Linked DNA regions of Mus musculus: all the other regions are linked to region 3. Evidence: chromatin loops called from intact Hi-C (ENCODE). Cell type or tissue: heart. All regions are shown on one strand.

The links. Hi-C counts contacts between places; a loop is a spot of excess contacts. Peaks named below come from ENCODE experiments on the same cell type or tissue, not always from the same donor. Only the 100,000 strongest peaks of a DNase experiment are listed, where the experiment ranks them.
Region 1: a loop joins it to region 3, with 3 times the contacts of the local background. A loop is called at or near these places in 23 of 42 quality-filtered maps.
Region 2: a loop joins it to region 3, with 2.7 times the contacts of the local background. A loop is called at or near these places in 6 of 42 quality-filtered maps.

The regions. Positions count from the first base shown.
Region 1 is chr13:97,606,136-97,608,635 of GRCm38, reverse strand. Gm34087 (a long non-coding RNA gene) reads left to right here. Exons shown (of 5, transcript XR_873831.2): 3 at 1-72; 4 at 1,125-1,204. Among named protein-coding and RNA genes, the nearest start is that of Gm34087, 15 kb to the left of the region's middle. In heart, a CTCF peak has its summit at 1,331 (motif pointing right); a DNase peak (open chromatin) is centred at 1,275; H3K27ac peaks cover 666 bases.
Region 2 is chr13:97,774,087-97,776,586 of GRCm38, reverse strand. No RefSeq gene overlaps it. Among named protein-coding and RNA genes, the nearest start is that of Rps18-ps4, 24 kb to the right of the region's middle. In heart, no CTCF peak of the experiment used is centred here; a DNase peak (open chromatin) is centred at 1,326.
Region 3 is chr13:97,238,332-97,240,831 of GRCm38, reverse strand. No RefSeq gene overlaps it. Among named protein-coding and RNA genes, the nearest start is that of Enc1, 1.5 kb to the left of the region's middle. In heart, CTCF peaks have their summits at 480 (motif pointing left) and 1,170; DNase peaks (open chromatin) are centred at 381 and 1,051; H3K4me3 peaks cover 1,339 bases; H3K27ac peaks cover 1,603 bases.

The sequences.
Region 1 (2,500 bases), 370 kb before region 3:
GGATGGAGGAGGCTGGGCACTGAGAGTCAGATGGAGGAAGCTTTGGCACTGCTAAAGTGAAGGAGAGAATGGGTTGGTGCCTTCCATCATTCACCTTTTGCTTTGCCGCACATTCCCTAGGGCAGGTCATAGCTGACCTAGTCAACCTAGTCCCTCAACCTTCCTCCAGTGCCAAGTCCACTGTGCAAAGCATGGGTAGTGATAGGGTAATGTTACAGACTAGCAGGGGTGAACCTGGAGAACAGGTATGGTGTCCAGCCCCTAAGAACGTCTCCTCAGCCTTCTCCCTTGGATAATATTACCAGTTTCTATCTGCAATTAAGTCAGGGAACCAAAGAGGAACACACACACACACACACACACACACACACACACACACACACACACACCTTATGTAGATGAGTTTCAAGAACCCTTACCACATAACATTTTCTCCCATGCAATGGACTTCATGTGTGATGGGGACTGTTTACCAAAAGAAATCTGTAAGAGCTGTTGGCTGATTGCAACAGTGTGCTATTTCATATAATAAAATGGAAGCAAGAAAGCAATGCCCACCATTGCATTGTGCATATACATCATCATCACCATCACCATCACCTCTGCACTACCCCCAACACCATGCACCAAATCACACCTATCCCGCAAACATAGCACACTATACACACTAATATTCATAGACACACACACACACACACACACACTTCTTGCTTTAAGATTCTGTTTCTATTAATTTGCAGCACACATCAATGACTCTCCTAGCATTTTTAGGCTAATGTATAATTCAGGGACCTAGTACCATGCACTCATAATAGTTAAATAGAATGAAGGAGTCTTAAGTGACTGGGGGGACTGTGCAGCCAGCAGGTAAATGTTGCCTCAGCAATGTGGCTTTGGAAACAAAAGGCAGCACTAACTACAGAACACAGCTCAGCGCCTTCAGCTACTCCCCACGCCACAGAGACACACTTTCAGATCCACTCCCCCTCACATCCTGCTGTAAATCTTTCTGAAGGCTGAGCCTTTACTCCCAGATAATGTGTCTGTCTAGGCAGCTTGCATCAAGTCTTGCTTCGTTAGCAGTTTCTCCGGGCTGTCAACCCTGTTCTCTCTCTGACCCACAGGAGACAGGCAGGTGAACGAACACATTTGACCCACAGTTGGAAGCGGCAACGCGGGCATTCTTCTATTGTGACATCTGCCTGTAAGTTATTCTGATGTCCACAGAGTCAAAGGCAGCTGCGTAGGTTAGAGGGGCCTCAGAAGCCAGTTGGAGGAAGTTCAGGCTCAGAATTGGTACTAGGTAAATAGGAGGCGGGAGCCTGCAGGGGGCAGTCTCCACTGACCTGTGGCCCATTGTGCTCTTGGCTTAGCCAAAATCAATCCGATGCCTCAGCTGCCTCTACACCTACTATCTCAAGGAGGCAGGAAAGGAAAGCCATGTTCCAAGCATCCACACAGAGTTGAGTGGAAGCCTCCTGTAAGCTTTAGGCTTTCTTTCTTGGAAATCGCATCTAAAGGGATACAGATAGAAGTGCTGAGGACCCCACAGCTTTAGCTTCAACCATTTTGTTGGGCTTTCCCAAGATTTGTGTCCAGAATAAGGACAGCATTCCCTTAGGGAAAGCAGCATGCATTGGGGCTCTGAGGACACTTGTCAATGCCAATGTGACTCCTGGTGTTTATCAGGCTTGGGTCTTGCTTCCAGAGAGAAAATGTGGGCCATGTCAAGCAAATGCAAGATCAGAGTAGAGAAGGCTTCGGCTGACTTTAAACCCACACACCCACCTTTACCAGCAGTAGGTTCTTGGGTGCAGCAAATGACCTCAAGGCATCTCAGTTTCACACTTGAAATGGAGACAGTGATAGTACCTGATGGTATTCCTTCTAAGATTCCTCCAGCTCTCTCTCTCTCTCTCTCTCTCTGCCTCTACTTCCTTCTCAATTCCCTTTCCCATGCCCCCAAATAAACTCTATTCTTATACTAGACCTATTGGGTCTAGTATACCCATTGGGTCTAGGTACCTTGGGGGTAGGATGCTTCAGCATGGGCCTGCTGAGGTACCCTCTCCCACCACACCACACCACACCACACCACACCACACCACACCACACCACACCACACTCTACAAAACATATCCTTGGTTTTATAAAACATTTGATTTAGTGTCACGACTCAGATTTACAAACTCGCAGGTTCACATTTCCCACCTTTGCTACAAGCACTTTCCAGACATCGGATTGCTTGACCTATCCATCCAAATACCAGCAAATTGGTAAGCTCCCCCACCACACACACACACACACACACACACACACACACACACACCACTAGTCAGCTTAAACGACCCCTGGTCCCAAGGGAAGGCAGTTGGGCTCACAGCCACCCCCTGCTGTACTTGGGGACAAAGATATTCAGAGTCATGACCCTCTTCCCTGACTCTTCATCCTAGAACCTCTTTCCTTGGGTGAGGTCTCTTTCTCTTCTCAAGACAGTTCC
Region 2 (2,500 bases), 540 kb before region 3:
AGGAAACTCAAGTGCGCAGAGCAATATTGTGACGATTTAAAGTTTACGTTTTCCGTTAGAAAGGTGGAATACATTTTGAAAGTTGAAAATGTTGAAAAGTGACTCAGTTGTGCTTATTACTTACAGTTCCAAGAGACATAATACACCAAACACTGCTGTGTCTCTATACATTTCTCTAGGAAGCTCATAATTCCAAGTTTACAACAATTTCACAAACCTTTATTTTGACAGGGTTTCAAGAGCGCTACAGAAAATCAGCTGAGAGTCTAGTAGAATTCTTGGAATGGAAGTCTTTGAGTCTTTGAGGGGGTTCTTTCCCCATCCAGGGGTGGAACCAAGATCTTCTTGGAGTATGAGGACGTTCAGGACGATGGTGACGGGTCACCAAGACTGCTCCTTGTTCTTTGCTGCAGCAGTTATGATTTAATCTTTACAGTTTGACTTTACCCTGTGGTTTCATGTGTCTTCCAATCTGCATCGCCAGCCTTGGTCTCTGCTGAACGCTCGGTGTGTGGCAGTCCAGATCACACCTAGCAGGCATCCGTCTTTATCCACAGCTCTGTGTCTGAAGACAGATTCACTCTTCCCTCTTCTCCCCCAACCAGCTCCAGGTCAGGTGTTGCCTACTTGGGAAATGGCGACATTTTGCTAGTCTGTAGGAAACATGCTAAATAATTTTCAAAGAAGAGAGAGGATTTAGAAACTTGTTTACTTCCTGGAACTGAGATGAGAGCATCTCCCTTTTTCTCATTGCTTCAAAAGATGCATATACATATGAATGCATGTATGTATGAATGCACATATTATGAATGCATGTACGTGTGAATGCATGTATGTATGATTTGTACATGTTTGTGTGTGGGTGCACTGTGCTATGGCACTGTCATGGAGGCAAATGGGCAACTTGTGGCAGTCAGTTCTCTCCTTCCACCATGTGAGCCCTGGGGAACAAACTCTAGTCATCAGGATTGGTGGCAAGTTCCATCACCCATTGAATGATCCCACCAGCTCCCCTCTTACTGTTTTTAAACAGAGAGAATCTAACAAAGCAGAACCATTGCAGAAAATTATAGTAGCTTCAGGAAAAGGAGAGAGAGAGAGAGAGAGAGAGAGAGAGAGAGAGAGAGAGAGAGAGAGAGATGAAGGAATGACTTTGTCTTTGTGTTGAGATGGGGTTAGGCAGGGATTCCAGAGCCAGATGCCATTTTGGAATGAAGTCAGTGGCCATTGCTCCGGCATTCCCAGCATCCCAGGGGAGCAGGAGTTGGGCGTTCACTACTGGTGATGCAGCATCTCCAGCCAGCACGGCTCCATGCAGCTGGGCACCAAGCATGCTGATGACGTCACCGAGCACAGCTGCTGCAATATCTGCTTTGGAGTTTGTTCCCAGCCTGGCTTAGACTTGGCATTGTTCTGGCTGGGCCTGAGCAGTCAGTGGAAGTCTTTAGGCACATTCTGTGCTTTCTAGGCTTGTCCAGGATACAATTTACTTCTCTGATCTATTTATCCCGAAAAAGGAGGTTGCAGCCGCTGCTGTTGCTCGTAATTCTTTCTTCATGGTGTCTTTCCACACCAGTGTCAAGAGAGAGAATGTGGACTGACAGCTGATTCTCCCTGACTCTTTGTCTTCCAGTTCAATGATACACATTAGCAGAGACTGAGCTGTCCCGGGGGAGAGCAGACTCCACACCCAGGCAATCTGGCTTTGAATCCTACTCCCACCATCTGATGAGCTATATGATATTGAGCAAAAGACTTAATTTCCCTAAGTCTCAATTACTTCATTTATTAAAAGTAAATACTAATCTTACACGACTATTTTAGTAGTGTGCTTGACCTATGCAATTGTAGTTATTGTAGCTTTTCTTACTGATGATTCATTTCATAACATTTATAGTAAAACTAAAAGTCTATCATTTCTAAGATGTATCTTTAACCTAGTAGCCATTTGTTATGTAATTGTAACATCAACCATTAATTTCACTTTCATTAGAGCATGTGCCATAGACGAAGCTGAGATTTTTGTTTTTTTTTTGCTATATTTAACAACTAAGCTTTAATAATCAGCCCAAGATCTCAGAGTTTTTAGAAGTAGAATCAAAACTTTGTCAGATTCTGCTCTGTTCTTTTTTCTATTGTTCCACGGTGATTTGGACTTTGAATAGGTTGTTCAATCGATATTTGTTGAAAGTTGCCTTGGCACTAGAAGGAGAGGGATGAAATCAGGTGTGAAGAACTAGCTGTCAATAGCGAAGCTGTAGAGGGAAGCTGATTTAAGGCCATTCCCCCAAGAGCTGGGTTCTTCATACAAGGCACACATGTTGCTACTTTATGTGCTCTGAGTGCAATGCATCTGTATGTGAAACCTGAAGGCATCTTTATAAATCATGGTACCCTGTACAATGGATACATGACATGACAAAAGTTTGTAAATCAGTTATTTGGGAATTCATAAAATGTTCTCTGATCCTAGCCACTTATCTCCCGGGTCCTCTCGGAC
Region 3 (2,500 bases):
GTCTTCGCCTCCTCGGGTCAACCCCATTCAAGGCTAGGTCGGGGGCTGGGGCACCCAACTCAGGGGAAAGCAGCCCTAGGCGCTTTCCTGCGCTCGAGGGTGCCGGGATCCTAAGAATGCTCAGTGGAGTAGCCAAGGCCAAGCTGGGGATCCACCGCTCCCGCATGCACTCACTGGGTTAGACACCCCAGCGGCAGGCAGAGCCTAGTTCCCGCAGGAGCAAGGGAAGAAGCCTAGGTCTGGACCTCGGGGAACACTGCAGGTTGCGCAAGTGGACATTGGGTTACTTGCTGGCAAGAGGCCAGACTCCAAACTCTTGTGGGGGGCTTCCTTCTCCACCCCAAGTTGGTGAGGAAGCCGCGGCAGGACTCTGTCTCGCTCGGAGCTGGAGCCGCAGCAACCCCAGCTGGGTCCTGAGGGCCCACGTGTTTCGCAACCAATCGCCCAGGGCCGCTAGATTCAAAGCCAACTCCTCCAAGGAGCAGACACGCTGCCTCCTCCTGGTAGGGAAGATGTCTGTTACCTTCGGAGACTTGGCCTTTCCTGGGTTTGGTTGGTTGGTGGAGTCTGGAGTTCAGTCAAGAAATAGCGTGTCCCCCCCCCCCAAAAAAAACAACAACCATCACCCCACACACACACCTAAAGTCTCGAGGGCCTAGCAAAAGAAGGAACTCTATCCTAAATAAATAAATAAATAAATAAATAAATAAATAAATAAATAAACAAACGTGGCCACAACTGTTTATGACTCTCATTTTTGACTCTCTGTGCTGGGAGCTAAAACGACACTTTGAGTTGGCTCTTATTCGGCATTTGAGATATGTAGGGACGAATTGTATAGATTATTAGCCCAAACCCTTTATTGTGCAGGTGAGGAAAGAGAGGTCTTTGGCGATGTGAATTGCCTGGCTGGAGACCTGCAGGGCCTCAGTAGTGGCCAGGGAGTTTGCCCTATCCTCTTCATCTCCCCAACGCTTCGCCCCCAGTCTTCCTTTTCTTAAGACACCAGGCGTAGCAATGGTTTAAACCGGCGCAGGAGGCTCCACATGGCGCTTCCTGAGACCACAGACTGCTGAAACCCGCAGGGTTGGTCCTTTATCCCAGCTCCCTCTCTCTGGCTTCCTCTGCTATTGAGGCTGATAGATTTTGCTCATCGCAAAGAAAGACAGTGCCCTCTTAAGTCCTTTCTTAGCATTAACTCGTCAGCCTCACGACAGCCTTTTCAAATCTGTTTCCTATTTTAATTTTTGATAGCGTCTTGGCTCCATTTTGCTTTACAGAGCCAGGGAAAAAGCTCGAGGGATTCAAGGTAAGAACCAGGTGTGGAGGCCCCCAGGGGCAGCAAGGAGCCAGGCAGGCAGAATTCCGTTCCCAAGGAGAGAAAGATTACAACCAATAGAAAGCAAACGGATGGAAACGGAGTTCGCATCAGAGATAGGCTCTGACGAGAGGAAGATAGGAACAGGTCTCCGAGTCTTTTAAAAGCATATTTCTATGTCCTGTGGAGGCACCAAAGCCCACTACTGTGCACTTTCTGGCCCTTTTTCTTTGTTTTCATCTGTCTGGGTTTGGGTCAAACACAAATATGTGGGTTTAGGGCACTAACAGTTCATGTGTACCAGTGGAGTGGAACACTGTTCCATTAAGAAGTTAGCACATCTTCTCTTTTGACAAAATATGCCTGTCTTTCTCCCAAAGCCACCTAGAACTGCTGCTGCTGCCTGGAAGCAGTATATATACCTATGTCAGCTGGTTGGCTGGGGGTTTTGCCAGGAGAAGTCAGCTGGCAGAGGATAGATAATCGTTTCTATTGCATCTCCCACCTGGAAGTTGCAGCATCCACAATGAAGTAAACAGTGAAGTTCGCTTCTCTTTGTAGAGTGCTTGGCTAAGCAAGAGGGCTAAAAGGATGCTAAGTCCAGCTGTTAGCTGCCGCTGTATCTTTTCTACCTAATGTTACCACTTCCTGTGCTTCAAATCAAGAAAACAAAATCACAGCCTAGAAACTTCTGAAATGAAATCAGTGACCATCCACATCCCTTCCTCTGCTAACGGGAGATAAGCAACTTCCGGTGACGGAATTTGTTTATATAGGTTACACAAACCAGGAAATACTGAAAGACACAGGAAGTGAACTTATATTTTAGAAAAGTGCATGTTTCCAGTGACCCTCAGACATGAGCCAGAGTATGAAAATTCTTTCGACTGCTGGGCGGCTTCTAATGCCTTTCTCACGGCTGAGAGTGATTTGCAACTTAGTGGATTTATGATCATAGAAACTCAAACTATATCTTTTTATGGTCTCTCCCAGCCAATGGCAAAAGTCATTCTTATCACCTTGTTCACAGGAAGCAAAGGTGAGTCGTGTGCGTGTACAGGAAGAAACCGCTCCACAGGATTGTGATTGCCCTAGACTACAACAGACAGGGCCGGATGCCGAGGTGTAAGACCTCAGGAGAGGAGGCCACTCCTTAGCTTTGTACAGCAGCCTGAGCTTGAT